Linked DNA regions of Homo sapiens: region 2 is linked to region 1. The links are chromatin loops, found by intact Hi-C in ENCODE. Cell type or tissue: thyroid gland. All regions are shown on one strand. Each heading gives the region's core, and the rest is flanking DNA. Links, peaks and the distances in the headings are about the cores only.

Region 1 (5,393 bases), core at 200-5,199:
TGCTAATACCATGGTATTTAGATTATAGTAGCTTTGAAAGAAGTTTTAATATTTGGTAAGGCAAATTTTTCCCTCTCCTTAGTCATTCTTTTTTGTCAATATTTCCTTAGTTATTTGAATTGTCTTTAAGCCTGTCAATATCAATTTAATTCTGTTAATTGAATAGAGTCCCGATAGCTATACATTCTCAATATAAAAGTGTCTGCTTCCATTTAACTGATAGATAATTGATAGAGAAATAGAAAGATAAATAAGAGAGATAATAAAGATACATAAATAGATGATAGGTATTGGTATAGATAATTAAATAGATTTTCCCTACAATTATGGTATCAAAGAGTAAAAATGTTTTGGAAGTATTTTCTACATCATGGATATCCACTGATAGGTCAGGAATTCAGGAGAAGGACATCTCTAGAAAAATATGGAAGGACCATCATTGCTAATCTTAAAGGGCCTAATATGTGCTATATAACCTCACAAATATTATCTCCTTTAGTCCTCTCAATATCCTGTAAAGTAAGCGGGGGATCTTGAACTAATATTAGAGATAATGAAATTAAGCCTCATCAGAAATGTTAAGTGGCCTGTACAACGTTATACTAGTGTGTGTCACAGTTAGAAGGAAAACTTGACTGTCACTTCACTCTGATTTCACCTCTTCCATAAGCCCTACAAGATACTTCATGTGTTTGTTTTAAATTAAAGACTCAGAGCAGCAATCAAATGTTAGTGAACAGACTAAAGGGTAGGTAAAATAAAGAATCAAAATGATGATCACTGGATTAGCTGGTATCCAAAAATAATCTGATCAAAGTAACATTCTGAATATTTAAGATTCTCCATTGTGACCATCTAGAACTGTGGTTTTCAACAGGGGATTGGGGCCAGAGTAGAGGGAGACTCAGGTAATCTGATAAAGACCCTTAGTTGATTCTGATATTCCTCCTTCTTCCCTACTTAGTTCATAATCACGGCTCTATTCTAGAGATGGGAAGAAATTTTATTCAAAACAAAATGCTTTTCATAAAACTTAGCAAAAGATAACATACATAGTGTGTATTCAATAACAAATCATTTTTTAAACTAGTTACAATTTGCAAGTTAGCCACGAAATGCAATACTTTGTACCTATTTTAGGCCATTTACTGTATTCTGTCTTGTAGTATATGAGCTTGAATAATTTTTTTAATTCTTCATCTCTTAACCCAGTGGTTCTCAGATGTTAACATGCATCAGAATCACCTGGAGGACTTAACAAGATGTGGGACGTGTATTGCTGGGACTCCCTCAACCCCACCTCACCAGAGCGAGGTTCTAATTCAGTAGATCTGGTTGGTGGGTGGGTGGGTCCTGAGAATGTACTTGTTAAGTTTCAAGCAGTGTTGATATGGGTGGCCTGAGGAATGGATTCTGTGAACTAAACATTACTTCAAGAAAAAATCTGTGTGTGTGTGTGTGTGTGTGTGTGTGTGTGTGTGTGTTGTGTGTGTGTGTGTTATTCATCTTTAAATTCTGCAAGGTCCAATATAATGCTTTGAATATATTATCGACTCAATACATAGGAGTTTGTTTTGAATCATGTTAGTGGTGTGATTTTTGCAATATTCTAATATATTGAAAAGTGGTGATCAGTGTAGACCAAAGGAATCAATAAGAATATCACATTTCCAAACAAGGGATATACAAGTATTATGCTAGTCCTTTTAATAGATATCTAACTTCCTAAAGACATGTCAGTTTCCCCTTGTATATACTTACATCCTACCATCCATGTCCCCCTCATGATTAAACTGAGCTCTTTGTCTTTCTATTATTGACTTGTAAAAGTTCTTTATGTATGCTAGGTATGAGACCCTTATCATACATATCATTTTCAAATATTTTCTCTCCTTCTGTGGGCCAGCTCTTCATTTTCTTGTGTCCTTTGAAGCACAAAAGTTTTTAATTTTGATGAAGTTCAATTTATCTATGTTTTTTCTTTTCTTGCTTGTGCTTGTTGTTTCATATCCAAGAAACTATTGCCTTAAACCAAGGTCATGAAAATGCATCCCTAAATTCTCTTCTAATCCAGTTTTACAGTTTTGGCTCTTACATTTAGGTCTTGAATTCATTTTGTGTTAATTTTTATATATGATGTGAGATAGAGGGTCCAACTTCATTCTTTTCCTTGAGGATACCCAGTCATTCTAGCAGCATTCTTTCCTCTACTGAATTGTTTTGGCATTCTTGTTGAAAAACAATGGACCATTATGTGAGGATTTACTCAGGGAGTCTCAGTTATATTCTATTGATTTATATTTTGATTCTATATTAGTACCACAGTATCTTGATTACTGTAACTTTGAGATCAGGAAGTGTGAGTCCTACAACTTTGTTCTTCTTTCTCAAGATTGTTTTAAGCTATTCTAGGTCCCCTGAGTTTCCATATGAATTTTAGGATTAGCTTATTAATTTCTCCAAAGCCAGCAGGATTTTGAAAAGTATTGCATTGAATCTGTAGGTCAATTTGAAGGACATATATGTTTTAATGCAGCATTACAAGTTTGCCCTGAGTATGGCAAACACCTTTGTTCAAGAATAGTCCAAATTTAATTACATTTCAAATGTCTGTTGCCAAGGAAGAACTGAATGTATGCTTAAAAGAAAAAAATAACTTTTTTCCACATCTAAAATTATTCATAATACAGTAACAGGGAAAATACAAACAAAGTAAGAAAAATCATAGTAACCTCTAATCTCCTCAACATGACAGAAAGAGTCACTGTTAGCAGTTTGGTGCAATTTATTTCTAACTTCCATATTAATTAGCTTTTACTGTGATAACAGACTCCACATTTCAGTGGCTTACAAAATAAAAATAGCCTTGACTTCTTTCTCACTCATGTTGTATGTTGGTGGCCATGGGTCAGCCAAGACTCTGCTCCACATGGCTATGGTGATCTCATGGTGAAGAGGAAAAGCAAGAGAGATGGTAAGAAAAACTAGTTGGCCGGGTGTGGTGGCTCACGTCTGTAATCCCAGCACTTTGGGATGCTGAGGTGGGCAGATCACATGAGGTCAGGACTTCGAGACCAGCATGGCCAATATGGTGAAACCCCATCTCTATTAAAAATACAAAAATTTAGCCGGGAATGGTGATGCACACCTGTTAATTCCAGCTACTTGGGAAGCTGAGGCAGGAGAATCACTTGAACCCGGGAGGCAGAGGTTGCAGTGAGTCCAGATCGCGCCACTGCACTCCAGGATGGGCAAAAAGAGCAAAACTTCATTAAAAAAAAAAAACAAAAAAAAAAAACCTAGTGTTGCTTCTTAAGGTTTCTACTTGTGGAGAATGTGCTCATAAGAATCCAAGCTTCCCCTTGCACCTCCTATAATGACATTGAATTTAATGGCCTTTGCCTACTCAATCTCATTTTGTGCTGTGGTTCAAATAAATGACATCAGGGGAAAGGAAGATACAGAGATACAGAACATAGGATTTCATAAATCTGGTGGTCTATGTTTGAATAGTCAAAGGAAGAATATGAAATAAATCTGTTTCTGCTCCAATGACTCCCATAGACAGTGATGCCTCTCCTCTAGCCACCCATGATGTATGATTTCCTGTAACAGAAACCTTGGAGAAACCTTTAATAAAGGCACATATGCCTTTATTAAAGATGGCGTTTCATTGTGCTACATGCTTTGCTCTAATACCAACCATTACATTTTACATGCCAGCCTAGAATTTTCTAAGAAAATTAAGTAAAAAAAAAAAATTATTGTTGATGTGGAGGGAAAATAAACTGATTATAGTTCCTATTTAAAGGCAAGAGAAAAAGAAGACAAGAGTACAAACTGCTAGTTGACAAGATGCAGACTTGCCAGGGGCAAGTTGTGACAAATAAGCAACCCCTAAAGGAAGAGTATAATTTACTTTTAGGCGTAATTAATTATGCTGAAAATTAATAGCATTGTCGAGTAGTCCTTTGTTTAAAGAATAAAATAGGGAATGATTGGTTTTAGTGAAAGAAGAAAATAGGGTGTGTGTCTGCTTGGTTAAGCTGGGCCTACATCTTGCAGAATCCCTTTCCTTGTATGATTCTAAGTGACAGCTGGCCAACCCCAGAGATTCACAAAGCTGGGAAGGTAGATGTGAAGCAGCAGTCATTATTCTCAGAAGGTCATCACAATTAGGTGTGGAGAGGGACCACAGACCACGACCTTTGTCAGAAACCCACAAGGAAGTCCATTGGTAGAACTAGAGGCCATTGTTAAATGACAGTTTTAAATTAATGAAATGTTTAAAATAACATCACAGCCCTTACACTGGGGATTCTGTGTGAGCTAGACCTCACCCCAGAAAAGGCTGATAATAAGAGATCTCAGGGTGAACGAAACTTCAGGCTTATGCCACAATTGGATGGGACATCAGAAATAACATAATTTTACATCTACATTTAACAATCTTATAACCACAAAAACTTATTTTTTACCCTTTGGCATTTGGCTTTTTTTTAGTTGCACAAAAATGTTATTTCTATTGCAGAAAATCCACCCTATCAAAGAGAATTCTCAGTGAGAGAATGCGAACAGAAAAGAAATGTCACAATTATGAACAAAGCATTGCTATTCAAAGGGGAAAATGCTAGCAAAGAGGAACTCAAAATTGTAAATCTTCATTAATTTCAAAAGGGTGAATCACAAGACTATTGAAGTCTAATTCCCAAACTAATTTCTTGAATTAAAATGATCAATGCAGAAATAACATCTTGCATGTTGCAAATATGTTTCTATGATTTCCAAAACAGTTCTATCTTCAGCTTAGGAAAAAAAAAAAAAAAAAAAAAAACCTCTTGCAGTGTGACATTGTGATAAAGGAACATTTCACTGACTCAAGGATTTCTCCATGACTTCAAGAATACGAGACTAAGAAGTTATTGAGTTAGGAGAATTACCAATGGCCACAATCCATTCTATATTATCTTTTTCCTCTATGACACAGCCTCCAAACTACCGCCAATAAGCTTGCTAAAACACAATCTGACCATATAAAAGTTTTTGTTTGTTTCTTAATGATCTCCAATGGCTTCCCTTTATTGAGGGGGAGATTCAGACACACGGTTTAGTCAGAAATCTGTCCTCTCCTCTTCTCCATGAATTCTGATACCTTGAATTGGTTTGTCTGATAAATTAGTAAGGACTTGTAGCAGATAACCTCCCACTCTGGCTGGGTGGTCCTTAATTCTCACAATGAGGAAAGAGAGCTGGAATGAGGTACAACATGCAGAGATCTCATTCTGTCATTGCCAAGAAGCTGAGTGTACATGTGGTACCAGTAGCCTGGCTCCTGCCTAGGACATCTATAAATTGGTCCACGCCTCCCAGGCATGACATCCATTTTCATACCT
Region 2 (5,393 bases), core at 161-5,160, 80 kb after region 1:
CACCATGTTAGCCAGGATGGTCTTGATCTCCTGACCTTGTGATCCGCCTGCCTCAGCCTCCCAAAGTGCTGGGATTACAGAAGTGAGCCACTGCGCCCGGCCTCTCCTGGGTTTTTATGGTTTCCCCCAGTCCTCTACAGGGGTCTCACCCAAACCTACTTTGACAGTATTTTTTTTAAAGCAATTGGCTTTTATCAAAATTTTGCAAAGCCTTAGACTTTATGTTCATTTTTAAAAAAACACTCTTTTTGTTCACCTTATGTTGAAATTATTCAATGTCAGTTGACATAAACAGGTTTGAGAGCAAACTGGATCTTAATAAGCACACTTCTCAGTTGGTGGGAGTGAAGTACCCAGACTTTCTAAAGAGTAGGCAGCCAGCCCGAGAGCAGTGTGCAGTGACCCAACAGCAGACATTGTACAGGAAGAATGGAAGACCCGCTCCTCTGCTGATGATCTCATAGGGCAGTAATTTCCAAAGCTTCTATTAAATTTATCTTACAGTTTTGTTTTGCTTTGTTTATTTGTGTGTATTTTTTTCAGCTTGTAGATATAACTGATAAATAAAAAATATATATATGCAAGGTATACAGCACGAAGTTTTGATATACATATACATTGTGAAATGATTACCACAATCAAGCTAATTAACATATGCATCACCTCAGATAGTTACCTTTTTTTGTGGTGGGAATACTTGTTATACTCGCTTAGCAAATTTTAAGTATATAATGTATTAACTATAGTCACCATGCTATAAATTAGGTCTCCAGAACCTACTCATTTTATAATTACAAGTTTGTACCCTTTGACCAACATCTCCCCGTTCCCCTGCCCCAACCCCATAACCACCTTTCTATTGTCTGTTTCTATGAATTCAGCTTTTTAAAATTCCACATTAAAGTGAGGTCATGGATCTATTTTTCTTTGTCTGGCTTATTTCACTTAGCATAATATCCTCCAGGATTTCCCTCTTTTTAAGGTTGCATAATATTCCAACGTACACACACACACACACACACACACACACACACACACACACATATATATATATAAAATGCATTCTTTGTGTCTTTTTAATGAGTCCTGGAGATAACTTCTGTAAAGCACCTAGTATAGTGCACAGAATACAACAGTCACTCAAGAATGCAACTATTGTGTTTATAATAAAGCATTTAGGCTAGAGACGATATGTCAGGTAGAGTCCTTATATATTACAAAAGTTTATATCATTATATGATTCCAAATCCTTTATTTTAATTAAATCATAAGAGGCAAAATCGGCTCTTTCAATCAACTATTATTCAAGGATAGTTAGTATGTTTACACAGTTATCAACTAAAAGACTGAAGCTCAAACTGGTTCCACAAGCAGCCAACCAGTCACACATAAAGAATAAACGTTTGGTAGGCTGGTTTGAGGCAGAGCAAAAATTCTGAGATCCACTGAGAGCTTGGATGACTCTCAGTGAATCTCAGAATTCGCAATTTGAGAACTACAATAGGAGGGGTCCATGGGTAAATTCTGGCCAAATCCTGGAAAGCACCTAAAGATAGAAGAACTACCTTGTGGGGGATAAAGGAGATGAGCTTCTATTACTGCATCAAAGCAAACTATAGGCTATGTGAGTGCAGCTTTAATGCTAACCAAAGGTTACTCTTTGAAAATTAAAATGCGTGGTATGTGAAACAGCTCTCCAACAACAAGAATATTTGATTAAGTAGAACATACCATTCCTTGGCCATGTTAGATAAGCTGAAGTTTACTGTTCTTGCACTTATGAACTCCCACTTGAACAAGTCTGTACAGAGGACACTTGGAAGTTTCCATGAAACAAATAGATGCCTTGGGCTTTTTAAGGGGAATTTAATCATTACTGTATTATTACAGAGATGAAAAATGTGTTAAAAGTTGTATTCTTTAAAGCCAACCACAGTGATAGGAAATTCCAGTCTCTTCTATTCTGTCAATAATACCTGTCATAAAATATTGAAGGGTTTATTTTTGACAGAAGCTTTTTCAACAATTGTTTTTATGTTTGAAGGTGGCGATATTATTTAGCAAAATAGTCAATAGGTTATTGTAGCTTCCCATCTCATTAGTTCAACCGATACTTCATTACATCATTCATATCTAGATTGTTATCACTAATGAATACATTGTTGTTCCACCTAGAAAGACAAAATAACTTTCAGAGAGCAATCCTTAACTTCCTCCTTACTCGCCACAATATTCCAACTTTGGAGGAAACTGCCTGAAGGGAATATTTGGAAGTATATGGAAATCAAACACTCCCTCCTTCAAGTCTACAAAGTTTTACACATCAAAGTGAATGCTTATAAGGACATTCACAGAATTTGAGTGTTCAGACCTTTACTGCCTAAATTGACAAATAAGTTGCATTTAACAGTAAACAGTTTGAATTTACTCAGCTTTTCTAGAGCACATAGTTTCCATTTTTATCACAACCAAAGAGTTCTAGAATTAAAAACAGCTTATTCACTTAAGTGCCTTCTTTCCATCTGCACCACAGTTTGCAGGTGAGAAAAAAAAAAGTGGCCGTTGCTGTTATTTAACTTGTAGCTAAAGTAAGAATGTCTTTAGTGGCAAAAGAAATAAAATACTATGTAAATGAATGTATGTGTTTGTGTGCATATTGATAAATAGATAGCTATCTGGTAGTACACCCATTTAAAATAAATAGCCCTGTGTACTTAGTATAATTGATGATATGCTTTAAAAGGGTGTTAAAACTATTGGTTAATAACAACAGCTCCTAGGAAATCTCACACTTCTATGACAGTACTTCCTTTAGAAGTTGACTGTAAGGTACTTTTATGACTTGTTTCTGCTTCTGTCAACCTGACTAAAGTGTAGTCCAGATAGAGGGGATATATTTATACAATTTAAAGAGAAGCTAATTATTTCCCATGACCTTAAGAAAAATGTCAGCGAAGTGTAACTGCCTGCTGCATAAAGAAAGACCTTGGCATGGTAGTTGAAAGAGTTTAATAGACATGAGGACAGCCACACCACATGGGAGAGAGTTAGTACTCAAACCATTCTTGTCCAAAGCTCCCCGGTTAGGCCTTTTTTAAGGCAGTTTGAGGGAAGGGGTGGTGTTGGCCAGGTAATGGGTGCTTGCTGCTGATTTGTTGGGGTGGAGATGAACTCGCAGGAGGTCAAAGCTGTCCATCTACATGCTGAACACCTTCTGGGTGGGGCCACAGGGGTCAGATTGGCAGGTCCAGATGGAACCACAGGTGTCAGACATGCAAAAAAACCTGAAAAGATATCTCAAAAGGCCAATCTTAGGTTCTACAATAGTGAAGTTATTACAGGAGTAACTGGGGAAGTTGCATGTTTTATAACCTCTGGAATAGTGGCTGACAATCATTTATGTCTATACCTTAGCAGGCCTCAGGCTTCCCTCCTCTCTCCAGCCTGTAGCCTTACATTAGCTTTATAAAAGTGTTTGAGTTTGGGGGCAAGGCCTATTATCATTTAAACTATAGCCCAAATGTCTTCCAAAGTTAGCTTGGCCCAAAAGCCCAGGAATAATTAAGGGAAAGGCAAGATAGGGAGTGGGTTAGCTCAGCTTACTGTTGGATATAATTTTTCTCAATGATATAATTTATGCAAAGACAGTTTCAAAAGTCTCTATACTTTGAAATTCTACCATACTAATTGTCCCAATTATTATTAGACTCTTATGATCTGTTTAATAACAAATCTAATGATATGTTTCTTTTCCCAGACCGGGCTGCTTGACAATACAAAATAATTTTGTTCATTTTTGTAACCCTAGTAACTCACACAGGGCAAGGAAGCTAGAAGGCCCTTAATAAATGCTATTGTTTGAATGAATAAAAAGAGGAATGCATGCAGCACTTACTGTTGTTTCATATCCTTTTTACATAAATTGTGTGTCTTATTTCCCCTGACTACATTGGAAAGCTGAGGTTCATAGGATTATGCCAAAAACAGCCCTTAGAAGCATTTTGTTTGGCCCATATGGAAGACATGAATGGTCTGATAAATGCTGTTAATTATGAAATCCTCTGTACCTATGATCTCAATAATAATGGTGGGTTCTGGACAGAGAGGTTTAGATTGATGGCAAGTAAGAACTCTCAACAGTAATAGAAAATTACTGTTAGCAAAACCAATCAAATTAGAAAGTAACAAAATTAATCCAATTAGGAAGTAACACACACTGTACAGACACATGCTGTAAAATGTGTGTTTGTTACTTTCTAATTGGATTGGTTCCAAAATGGAAAAATTTCATATTTTTTAAAAGAGAGATATTCCATGTTTCTCTTGAAAAATCAAGATTTGACAATAGTGGGCCCAAATTCCTGTATGGCTACAATCAGCTGGAAGTAGAGTGGAGCGTGTCTGATTCAGAAGTTTCCGGTTTAACACTACTCCCAATTGTCTTCAGGGCACTGAGGCAAATACAGTTCCATTTATCATGGCGGTTTCTTGGCTTTTTTCTTACACCCTGACCATTTTGCTCATTTAGGTTACCTCACCGGTCCCCATAGGAATTTGAGTCTGCACCTACATTAAAACTAACTTTTTCCCCACCCTGTGTTTAATATCAGGCTGGGTAGGCACCAAGTATTAAGCAAATTCTTGGTGATAATGATATCGTCATTGATCATAAGAATGTGAAAACCAATCAATAAGGGAACATGTTCTACAAGAAAAAAACAAACAATCCCATCGAAAAGTGGGCTAAGGACATGAATAGACAATTCTCAAAAGAAGATACAAATGGCCAAAAAAGATATGAAAAATGCTCAACATCATGAATGATCAGGGAAATGCAAATCAAAGCCACAATGTGATACCACCCTACTCCTAAAAGAATGGCCATAGCCAAAAAAAACAAAAAAATACTAGATGTTTGTGTGGATATGGTGAAAAAGGAACATGTCTACACTGCTGGTGGGAATGTAAACTATTACAACCACTACGGCAAACAGTACAGAGATTCCTTAAAGAACTAAAAGTAGATCTACCATTTGATCCAGTAATCCCACTACTGGGTATTTACCCAGAGGACAAGAAGTCATTATATGAAAAAGATAGTTGTGCATGCATGTTTATAGCAGCACAATTCACAATTGCAAAAATATGAAACCAGCCCGAATGCCAATCAATCAACTAGTGGATAAAGGAATTGTAGTGTGTGTGTGTATATGTGTGTGTGTGTGTGTGTGTGTGTGTGGGCATGCACACGCGCTAAGCTATGAGGATGCAAAGGCATAAGAATGATACAATGGACAGTGGGGACTTGGGGGAAAGGATGAGAGGGAGTGAGGGATAAAACACTACAAATTGTGTTGAGTGTATACTGCTTGGGTGATGGGTGCACCAAAATC

Evidence for each region. Peaks named below come from ENCODE experiments on the same cell type or tissue, not always from the same donor. Only the 100,000 strongest peaks of a DNase experiment are listed, where the experiment ranks them.
Region 2: it touches region 1 in a loop (2.0-fold over the local background); 2 of 110 quality-filtered maps call a loop at or near these places.

Annotation. Positions count from the first base shown.
Region 1 is chr20:15,081,965-15,087,357 of GRCh38, reverse strand. All of the region lies in intron 5 of MACROD2 (mono-ADP ribosylhydrolase 2), which reads right to left. Among named protein-coding and RNA genes, the nearest start is that of MACROD2-AS1, 160 kb to the right of the region's middle. In thyroid gland, for the core only: no CTCF peak of the experiment used is centred there; no DNase peak of the experiment used is centred there.
Region 2 is chr20:15,001,792-15,007,184 of GRCh38, reverse strand. The region is part of intron 5 of MACROD2 (mono-ADP ribosylhydrolase 2); the gene reads right to left. Among named protein-coding and RNA genes, the nearest start is that of MACROD2-AS1, 75 kb to the right of the region's middle. In thyroid gland, for the core only: no CTCF peak of the experiment used is centred there; no DNase peak of the experiment used is centred there; H3K27ac peaks cover 614 bases.